2 separate regions of the Homo sapiens genome follow, and region 2 is linked to region 1. A link is a contact called in ENCODE Hi-C or POLR2A ChIA-PET data. All regions are on one chromosome and are shown on one strand. The core of a region is the stretch at or near the end of the contact, and the rest is flanking DNA. Distances in the headings are between cores, read along the strand shown. Region 1 holds the start of NQO2 (N-ribosyldihydronicotinamide:quinone dehydrogenase 2). Region 2 has its middle 12 kb from the start of LINC02525.

The links. Hi-C counts contacts between places; a loop is a spot of excess contacts on that map. ChIA-PET counts read pairs that join two places held with the same protein, here RNA polymerase II (POLR2A). Pooled maps may share reads with other maps.
Region 2: a loop to region 1 is called in a map of mammary epithelial cell, with 7 times the contacts of the local background. The contact joins the enhancer-like site here to the promoter of NQO2 in region 1. A Hi-C loop is called at or near these places in 2 of 168 maps with a recorded cell type or tissue (MCF 10A and mammary epithelial cell) and 10 of 50 pooled maps. POLR2A ChIA-PET finds 5 or more read pairs at or near these places in 3 of 52 experiments (Caco-2, H1 and HCT116).

The regions. Positions count from the first base shown.
Region 1 is chr6:2,998,498-3,002,367 of GRCh38, forward strand. It overlaps NQO2 (N-ribosyldihydronicotinamide:quinone dehydrogenase 2), which reads left to right and starts at 1,397. Exons shown (of 7, transcript NM_000904.6): 1 at 1,397-1,588. NQO2-AS1 (NQO2 antisense RNA 1) reads right to left here and starts at 1,178. Exons shown (of 2, transcript NR_186367.1): 1 at 894-1,178. RefSeq lists a silencer at 1,146-1,395.
Region 2 is chr6:3,204,806-3,209,804 of GRCh38, forward strand. No RefSeq gene overlaps it. Among named protein-coding and RNA genes, the nearest start is that of LINC02525, 12 kb to the left of the region's middle. RefSeq lists enhancers at 4,243-4,999, 4,390-4,684, 4,685-4,774. Within about 2 kb of position 1,251, at least 2 of the 41 ENCODE cell types and tissues checked have a DNase peak (open chromatin) inside an H3K27ac peak, as active enhancers do; they include mammary epithelial cell, where a contact is called at or near this core.

The sequences.
Region 1 (3,870 bases), core at 147-2,646:
CTGTTCCATTCCTAAATGAAAGTTGTTCCCAGGATCTGGACTCACAAGACAAGGCAGCCTATTCCCTGCTGGGGAGCTCAGGGGCAAGAGGGCATCTCGGAGGGAGGGCACATTCTCACCTCTGAAGACAAGGAGAACATCATCAGCACATAGACCAATCCCAGCAGTGCACCTTAGGATGGGGAGGGCCACTGTGAGTTACAGCAAAATGAACGAATGAATGAACCAATAAATGTCTGAGAGGGAAAGTCCCAACGACCCTCAGGAGGTACAATCAAGAGTTGCAGTTATTTTCGTTAGGAACGTTCTAAACACAGGGGAAACCTTCCTTCCTTCTGCTCTATTGTTGGAGTGGGGCCATCCCGGGACACCAGAAATCAAGGAATTGAGTTTGGAGAAGGGACTTGGGGAGGTCACAGTGGCAGGTGACTGCCAAATGAGGTGGCAGAAGCCAGCAAGCGCTGGAAAAAGTCGGCCCAAACTGTTCACCAGCACCGCCCCCCATAACTCCCCACCGGCTCTGGTTTCAAGACTTTCCGTTTTCTAGGTATTTCCTTGGCCTTAAACCATTTTCCTTTAAACGAACTTTTTCTGTGAAGCCATCCGGTTTCCCCCGATAGTGGCATCTCACAAAGGACAATCCAGTATCCCAACAGCGTGTTGCGTTCCGCGGGACGCAGATTTCCTTCACAGGCACCCCCCGGGTTGCGTTTTTATAGCCACACCCACCCGCCCCCCTATCTCCTGGGCACTGCTAATGAGTCCTGCATTTCTCTCCTTTGGTCTTTGGATAAATGAACCATCCGTGCGTGACCTTTGCGAGGGCATCTTGCATAATACCAGTACACCAGCGGCGCCGTCGGTGAGTGACCTTTGGGACTGGTTTCTCTCACCAGCGTAACTCCCCGGGAGATCCGAGCAAGCTGATGAGTGTATCAGTGGCTCATTCTTTCTGTTGCACCACGGACCCTCATTCTGTAACCGGGATACCAGCCAGAGATGGGGAGCGGGAGGCGCAGGGCAGGGGCGTCCCTCCTCTCAGCACAGCCTCCCCGCGCTGGATTTCTATCAATCCAGTTTCCACCTGCCTGGAAGTCAGCAGGGTCCTCCCCAGTCCCAGATCGCCGGGCGAGGCCCCAGATGGACCTCAGGGGCGGGGAGTGGGCGGAGCTTAGGGGCCGAGGCGAGGTGTGGGTGGGGCGGGACGCCGCTGTGGAGGCGGGGCCTGGGCGCGGACGGGCGCGGAGCGAGGCACCGCACCGCCGGGGCGGGGAGTGGGCGGGGCTCGGGGGCGGGGCGGGGTGTGGGCGGGGCTCACGGGCGGGGCGGGTGAGTGGGCGGGGCCTCGGCGTGGTAGGCGCGCTGCGTAAAGAGGCCTGCAGTCCCGCGGCGCGGGGCAGGTTCCGGGCTGCTTAGGTTGGCACCGGTCCGTGGTCCCCGGGGGCGCAGTCGCAGCGCTCCCGCCCTCCAGGCGTCAGCGAGTGCGCGGTCCAGTGCGGCCGGAACCTGGCGCAACTCCTAGAGCGGTCCTTGGGGAGACGCGGGTCCCAGTCCTGCGGCTCCTACTGGGGAGTGCGCTGGTCGGAAGGTGAGTGATCCCCTGTCGGGGACCGGGGGACTTGGGAAGGACAGTTCCCGGACTGGACGGCCAGAACGCTCTCAGGGATTTCAGCTGGCCGGCCATATGGCCCTGTGGGTCGTCGCGCCCGGGCCAGGGACCATTCTGTACATAGGATCGTGCTTGGCTCTCACGGAACGCGCCCACACGCAGGGTCCCGGTGTCGAATCGTCTGGTGGAATCTGCCCTCAACCCTATGGAGCGGGTGCTGGTATCATAGTCATATTACAAGTAGGAATCAGCGGGCCCAAGGTCAGTCTGTAAAGGGGGTACCGGGGTTTAGGCCCGTGCGCTGCCCAGCGCTGCCCTGAAGGCGCGGCTGAACCACTGGTTTGCGCTGCCTTTGTCAAGGACATTGTGGCACTGTGGAAAAAATGAAAAATCAGCTTCTCTAACCTATAATCTCTCTGGGAAAAAAAAAAATCAGCTTTTTTTTTTTTCCCCGAGACGGAGTCTCACTCTGTCGCCCAGGCTGGAGTGCAGTGGCACGATTTCGGCTCACTGCAACCTCCGCCTCCCGGGTTCAAGCAATTCTCCTGCCTCAGCCTCCCGAGTACCTGGGATTATAGGGGCGTGCCACCACGCCTGGCTAATTTTTTGTATGTTTAGTAGAGACGGGTTTCATGTTGGTCAGGCTGGTCTCAAACTCCTGACCTCGTGATCCGCCCGCCTGGGCCTCCCAAAGTGCTGGGATTGCAGGCGTGAGCCACTGCTCCCGGCCCTCTTTTTCTTTTTTCTTTTTTTTTTAGAAGAGTCTCACTCTGTTGCCCAGGCTGGAGTGCAGTGGGGCAATCTCAGCTCACTGCAACCTCTGCCTTCCAGGTTCAAGCGATTCTCCCCCCTCAGCCCCTTGAGTAGCTGGGATTACAGGCGCCTGCCACCATGCCCGGCTAATTTTTGTATTTTTAGTACAGGTGGGAGTTTCACCATATTGGCCAGGCTGGTCTTGAACTCATTCTTCTTCCTTTCTTTTTCTTTTTTTTTTTTTTTTGAGATGGAGTTTCACTCTTATTGCCCAAGCTGGAGTGCAATGGCACAATCTCAGCTCACTGCAACCTCTGCCTCCCGGGTTCAAGCTATTCTCCTGCCTCAGTCTCCCGAGTAGCTGGGATTACAGGTGCGTGCCACTACACCCAGCTAATTTTTGGTATTTTTAGTAGAAATGGAGTTTCACCATATTAGTCAGGCTGGTCTCAAACTCCTGACCTCAGGTGATCCGCCTGCCTCGGCCTCCCAGAGTGCTGGGATTAATGAACCACTGCGCCCGGCCAAAAATCAGCTTCTTTAACCTTTAATCTCTGAAAAAATAAATCAGTTTAACCTTTAATCTCCGAAGATCACAGCCAAAGAAATACATGAAAAGGAACAAGTATTAAATAATATATACTTCTAGCTGTGCTGTTTATAGTTTTGGGAAAAAAATGGAAATAACCTAAGGTCCCAGAAATAGGAAAATGGGCACAAAAGGGTATGCAGGCAATGGTTTAGCTGCCGCATGAATACACACTGAATACACTGTGAGATGTTGTCTGTTAGAATGCCCAGCACGGGGACTGTCCACATGGAAAGAGGCACAGGAAAAAAAGTGAAAACATTATAAAATAACTTCTTAAAATTAAATAATGTACACGTCAAAAATATCAGAGCCCACTTGACCTGGTATATACAGTTTAATAACCACATGGCTCTTTTTTCCTGTAGGCCTGGGTAGGTGCATAGTTTCTAAAAAGGGAGAGAACTGTCACTGCTGTGGATGGGGTGCCAAGGGAAGTGCCTGGGGTCAAGTGAACAGTGACACAACTGCAAGTCAAGAGCCTGTGTTGGAGTCTTTCCCCACTATTTCAAATAGTATAGAAAATAGAGCTGAGTCACTCAAATAGAGCTGAGTTAGTCACTCAGCTCTTGGACCTCAGATTCTTATTCTTAACCGCTAGGGGGATGGAGACAGAAGTCACAAACTCACATGCCACCAGCCATATGATGTAAACATGTAAACTGGGCCAAGGAATACAAAAGGGAGTGGTGAGCTGGGGACACTGAAGAATGGATGCCCTGTCTAGAGGAGTGAAAATGAAGCATTTCATACAAACAACATGATTTCGGGCAATCACTTTGGGAATCAGGATAAGGTGTTCCCCCAGTCTGCAGAAACACTGGCAACATTTACAAAGGTAAATCATTTCATATCACTCTATTTTCTTTTTCTTTTTTGAGACAGAGTCTTGCTCTGTTGCCCAGGCTGGAGTGCAATG
Region 2 (4,999 bases), core at 1-2,500, 210 kb after region 1:
GTTTGAAGATAATCATGACTTAATTTATCGCCAGCAGATCTTACTACAATAAATGTTAAAGGAACTTCTTCAGGCTAAAGAAAAATGAAACCAGAGTAAAACTCAGATCTACACAAAATAGCAAAGATCACTGGAAATGGTAAATATGTGGGTAGATTTTAAAGTGAGCGTGAGGAGAAAAGGGAGTAAAATATACATCTTCAGGCACACCCACCCTCCAAATAGGGTCTAGATCAAATTTGAAGAGCCTAGCTGACACCTCAGCAACTCCAGACTTGCCACCGTGGCTGGCGGTGCTAACATAACTTCCAAGGCTGGAGTCGAGGCTGGCAAGCCCTCCAGGGACCCAGAGATTACCAAAGATGCAGTCGTAGTTCCTAGGCCCTGGAGTCTCTGGATAACGTCTGGACTACAGGCTGCACTGTCTTCTCCATGGTCTGCCTGACAATGGCTTGACCTTGACTCTGGCTCTTATTTCTTTTCTTTCTTTCTTTTTTTTTTTTTTTCTTTTCTGAGATGGAGTGTTGCTCTTGTTCCCCAGGCTGGAGTGTAGTGTTGCGATCTTGGCTCACCACAACCTCCGCCTCCCAGGTTCAAGTGATTCTCCTGCCTCAGCCTCCTGAGTAGCTGGGATTACAGGCATGTGCCACCATGCCTGGCTAATTTTGTATTTTTAGTAGCCCAAAGTGCTGGGATTACAGGCATGAGCCACCGTGCCCGGCCTTTTTTTTTGATGGAGCCTTGCTCTTGTTGCCCAGTTAGAGTGCAATGGTGGGATTTTGGCTTGCTGCAACCTCTGCCTCCTGGGTTCAAGCAATTCTCCTGCCTCAGCCTTCCAAATAGCTGGGATTACAGGCACCTGCTACCAAGCCCAGCTAATTTTTGTGTTTTTAGTAGGGAAGGGGTTTCACCATGTTGGCCAGGGTGGTCTCGAACTCCTGACCTCAGGTGATCCACCTGCCTTGGCCTCCCAAAGTGCTGGGATTACAGGCGTGAGCCACCATGACCCGCCTCTGGCTCTTATTTTAATCAGATTTGGGAGTCCACAAATCCATTCCTGCCCTGTCCCCTAACTTAGAGGCTAGTCCAGAGGTTCTTGCTTGGTGACATATAGAGGAAGGAGAGAAGCACCAGCCAGTCTTCCCATACTGCCAGTGTTTAGGCCCTATGGGGATTACAACATTGTGTTCAATTCTTTCCTTAGGCAGCTTTCACTCCACATTGCGTCATGTCTGCTATGCACACTATGAGCTTCAGACTATTGGGTTTCACTTTTTTCCTTAAGTTGGCCACCGTGGGAGTCTTAAGAAAATGTGTTGTGTTAATGAAGCATATGCTGAATGTGCTAGCCCAGCGCAGCCACCACGATGATTCACACATGACCTAGAAAACTGATTGAACCAGTTAGTCTCCCTGATTTCAGTTCCTGGCCCTTCTTGTCTGTCCTTCCCATCATCACCAGATTTTCCTTTGCAAGCCATCACTCTATGTTATAGACTGAATGTTGTATCCCCCCGAAATACATATGTTTAAATCCTAACCTCCAAAGTGATAGTCTTAGGAGATAGGGTCTTTGGAAGGTGATTAGATCATGGGGGTGGAACCCTCATAAATGGGATTAGTGTCTTTATAAAACAGAAACCTGGGAACTCTCTTTTCCGGGTCTTTCTACCATGTGAGGACACAAGGAGAAGGTGGCCATCTGCAACCTAGAAGAGCGCCCTCACCAGGACCCGACCATGCTGGCACCCTGATCTCAGACTTCCAGCCTCCAGAACCATAAGAAGTGAATTTCTGTTGTTTATAAGTCACTCAGCCTAGGGTATTTTGTTATAGCAGCCTGAATGGACTAAAATACTCTAATGCCATGTTAGCACCCTCTTCAAAATCAGAACTGCCTTCTAATGTGCCATTGGCTTTACCCAGATAGAGTGACTGCCAACGTGTTTGTAATGGGGGCCAAGGGTCGGGGGAACAAGGCAAAGAGCTCAGGAGCCAAAGAGATGACAGGCCAGTGGATGAGGCAGATGTCAAATATGCCTGGAGATGCTGAAGGACACACGTCTCTCCACTGTTGCCAGTGGGATTAAAAGATCATTCTTCCTTTCAGGCATTTGAATTACAAAAGCAATGCAATACCAAAACATCAAAAGTAGGTTTAATAGTCTCCCTTCCCTGCCCCTCTCGACACCAGAACACACTGCACATATTTCTTCTTGATCATGACCCTGGAGAGATGGTTTCATGGAAGTTTATATGTTTGCACTTCAAAGTCGATGACTTCAAGTCTTCATTATGTTACAATTTTGCTGGTTCCATTTTATAACCTAGAGAAATGTCTTAGGAGCCAGGCATGGTGGCTCACACCTGTAATCCCAACACTGGGAGGGCAAGGTGGGAGGATTGCTTGAGCCCAGGAATTCAAGACCAGCCTGGGAAACATAGGGAGACCCTGTCTCTACAATTTTTTTTTTAAATTAGCTAGGTGTGGTGGTGCATACCTGTAGTCCCAGCTACTTGGGAGGCTGAGACAGGAGGAGGATCACTTGAGCCCAGGAGATTGAGGCTGCAGTGAACTGTGATGGCACCACGGCACTCCAGCCTGGATGACAGAGTGAGACCCTTACTCTTAAATAAAATTAAAAAAAGAAAAATGTCTTTGTTTAGTGTTGCTGTGTGTGTGCTTGGGTGCGTGTGTGTGTGTGTGTGTGTGTATGTGTGTGATTTGTAACAGAGGTTGGGATTTCAAGAGAAGAACAAAAAAGTCAAATATTTTCTCAAACTCTTCTCTCATAAAAGAAAGAAGGTTTGGCTGGGCACAGTGGCTCATGCCTGTAATCCTAGCACTTTGGGAGGCCAAGATGGGTGGATCACCTGGGGTCAGGAGTTCAAGACCAGCCTGGCCAATGTGGTGAAATCCCATCTCTACTAAAAATGCAAAATTTAGCTGGGCGTGGTGGCACATGCTACTAGCTACTTGGGAGGCTGAGGCAGGAGAATCACTTGAACCCGGGAGGTGGAGGTTGCAGTGAGCTGAGATCACAACACTGCACTCCAGCCTGGGCGACAGAGCAAGACTCTGTGTCAAAGAAAAGAAAGATTTTTAGCAATTCAGTGACACGAAAGTGAAATGGTTGCAACAGCTGCCAAATTAGGGAAGATTAGCCCTTCCAAACATTAGGCGAAGCAAGATGGGACTCGTTTTAGAAGCTGCAAAGAGTTTGGATTCCCTTTTCATCTCATTATATCCACAGTTGAGAGAATTTCAGGGTGGGAGTGTATCTAAGGTTCCCCAGCACACTGCATTTCTAAGGGTACCGTGGTTCTCGGGAGACATCAGTGACCCTTCCTCCTGTCCTTCTCTTGCTTCCTTGGTATTCTCCTCACCCTTTCCTGATGGGCTGTTACTGATTCTGTCTCCATAGCTGAGCTGTAAAACATTGCATACCACGGATGACGCACATTTGCCCTGGATCCTTTTCCATCCCTCAGCAATCTGTGACCCAGCCCTTTGCCAGCTGCTTGGGAGCCAACACTAATGACTGGAAGCAGGTCGGGGCCATGAACCTCTGAGACGGGAAAACTTGCAGGCAAGAAGGAATTCCTACCAGGCAGCATAGCGCTTAGACCGAAATGCAGCTCCGCCAAAACTGGCTGATGGGGAAATGACTGAGACATTTCTCTATGTCTGAGAAACTTAAAGTTTTGTGGAGAAAGGAACTGACAGAATTTCTATGTAAAGTTGTCAGAACCAAGGGGGCTTAGGAAATCCACCTCGGTTCCGAGAAGACTCCCTGAACGGCGTGGTGGGGAGCTTTATCTTGAAAAGGATGAGTGATGGATGAGGTGGCAAGGGCAGGCTCGGAAGAGTGAGGTAGAGAGAGAGAGAGAGAGAGAGAGAGAGCAGGAGCCCAAGCTTGGGGGCTGGTCAGCAGGGAGCAGGGGAAGCTTTCAGGTACTGGGTAGGGCTAGAGGTAGGGTGACTGTCAATCAGGGTAGAAGTCTGCTTTCAGAGGGTATTCAGCATTGTATTAGGACACTTGCACTTTATACTTCAGGGAAATGAGAGTTTAAGAAGTGAAATAACAGGATCAGGTTTTCAATTCTGATAATCACCCTGGCTGCAGTACAAAGCATAGATTGGAATCTCTCTTCTTAGTGTAGTATCTGTCAATGGTGGGTGCTCAGTAAATATCTGTTGAACAAATGGTCAGTGAAGAAAGGAAAGGGAAAAAGATCCCTTTTAATAGGCTTAATGGGCCTGCAGCGAAAAGTGTCACCTATGAAACTCTCCAGACAGGTGGGGTGGGGGAATTTGACACAGATGCTGCTGCCCTGCTGCAGCTTTGTTTCATTCTGTTTTTAATTTACCGGGGCTGCAAGGGAAAGGGCGACTTCTGGGATCTCTGGAGCTAGGATGAGTCAAAGGCCTGCTGACGACATGCTAGAGCTCTGCTCCTCGCAGCACGATCAGGCAGCAGCGGCATCAGCTGGGAACTTGGTGGAAATGTAGAATCTCTGGCCCCGCCCTAGACCAACTAAGCCAGAATCTGCATTTAACTAGATCCCCAGGTGATGAGTAGGCACTTGAGGGTTAGAGGAGCCGGGTGTAGACTCAGAAGCTCCGCCCTGCAGATGAATCATCAGGAGAACCCGGAAGAAGTAGGAAGAGTGGGAGACCTGAGAAATCCGTATTTTCCCAGTCTCCTCTGCTTGAGACTGCAAGTGGGGCCACACTAATAGAAACCTATGGTTTTCTCCAAAAGCCCCAGCAATTTCATATGATTCAACCTAGTACTTTGGAGAGTCCCCAGAGTGTGACTCATGACTCCCCCTCACTCAGTTACCACATGGAATTCCCACTTTCCTGCTCTCTGACCTGGGCACCAGCCACGGCTCCCAAGGGTGCTTGCTTTACGGGGCACTCTGTCTAAGAGGTGAGAATTCTTCTGCACTGCCTTGAATGGCTTCAGCAATGACAACGATGATAACCAACAAT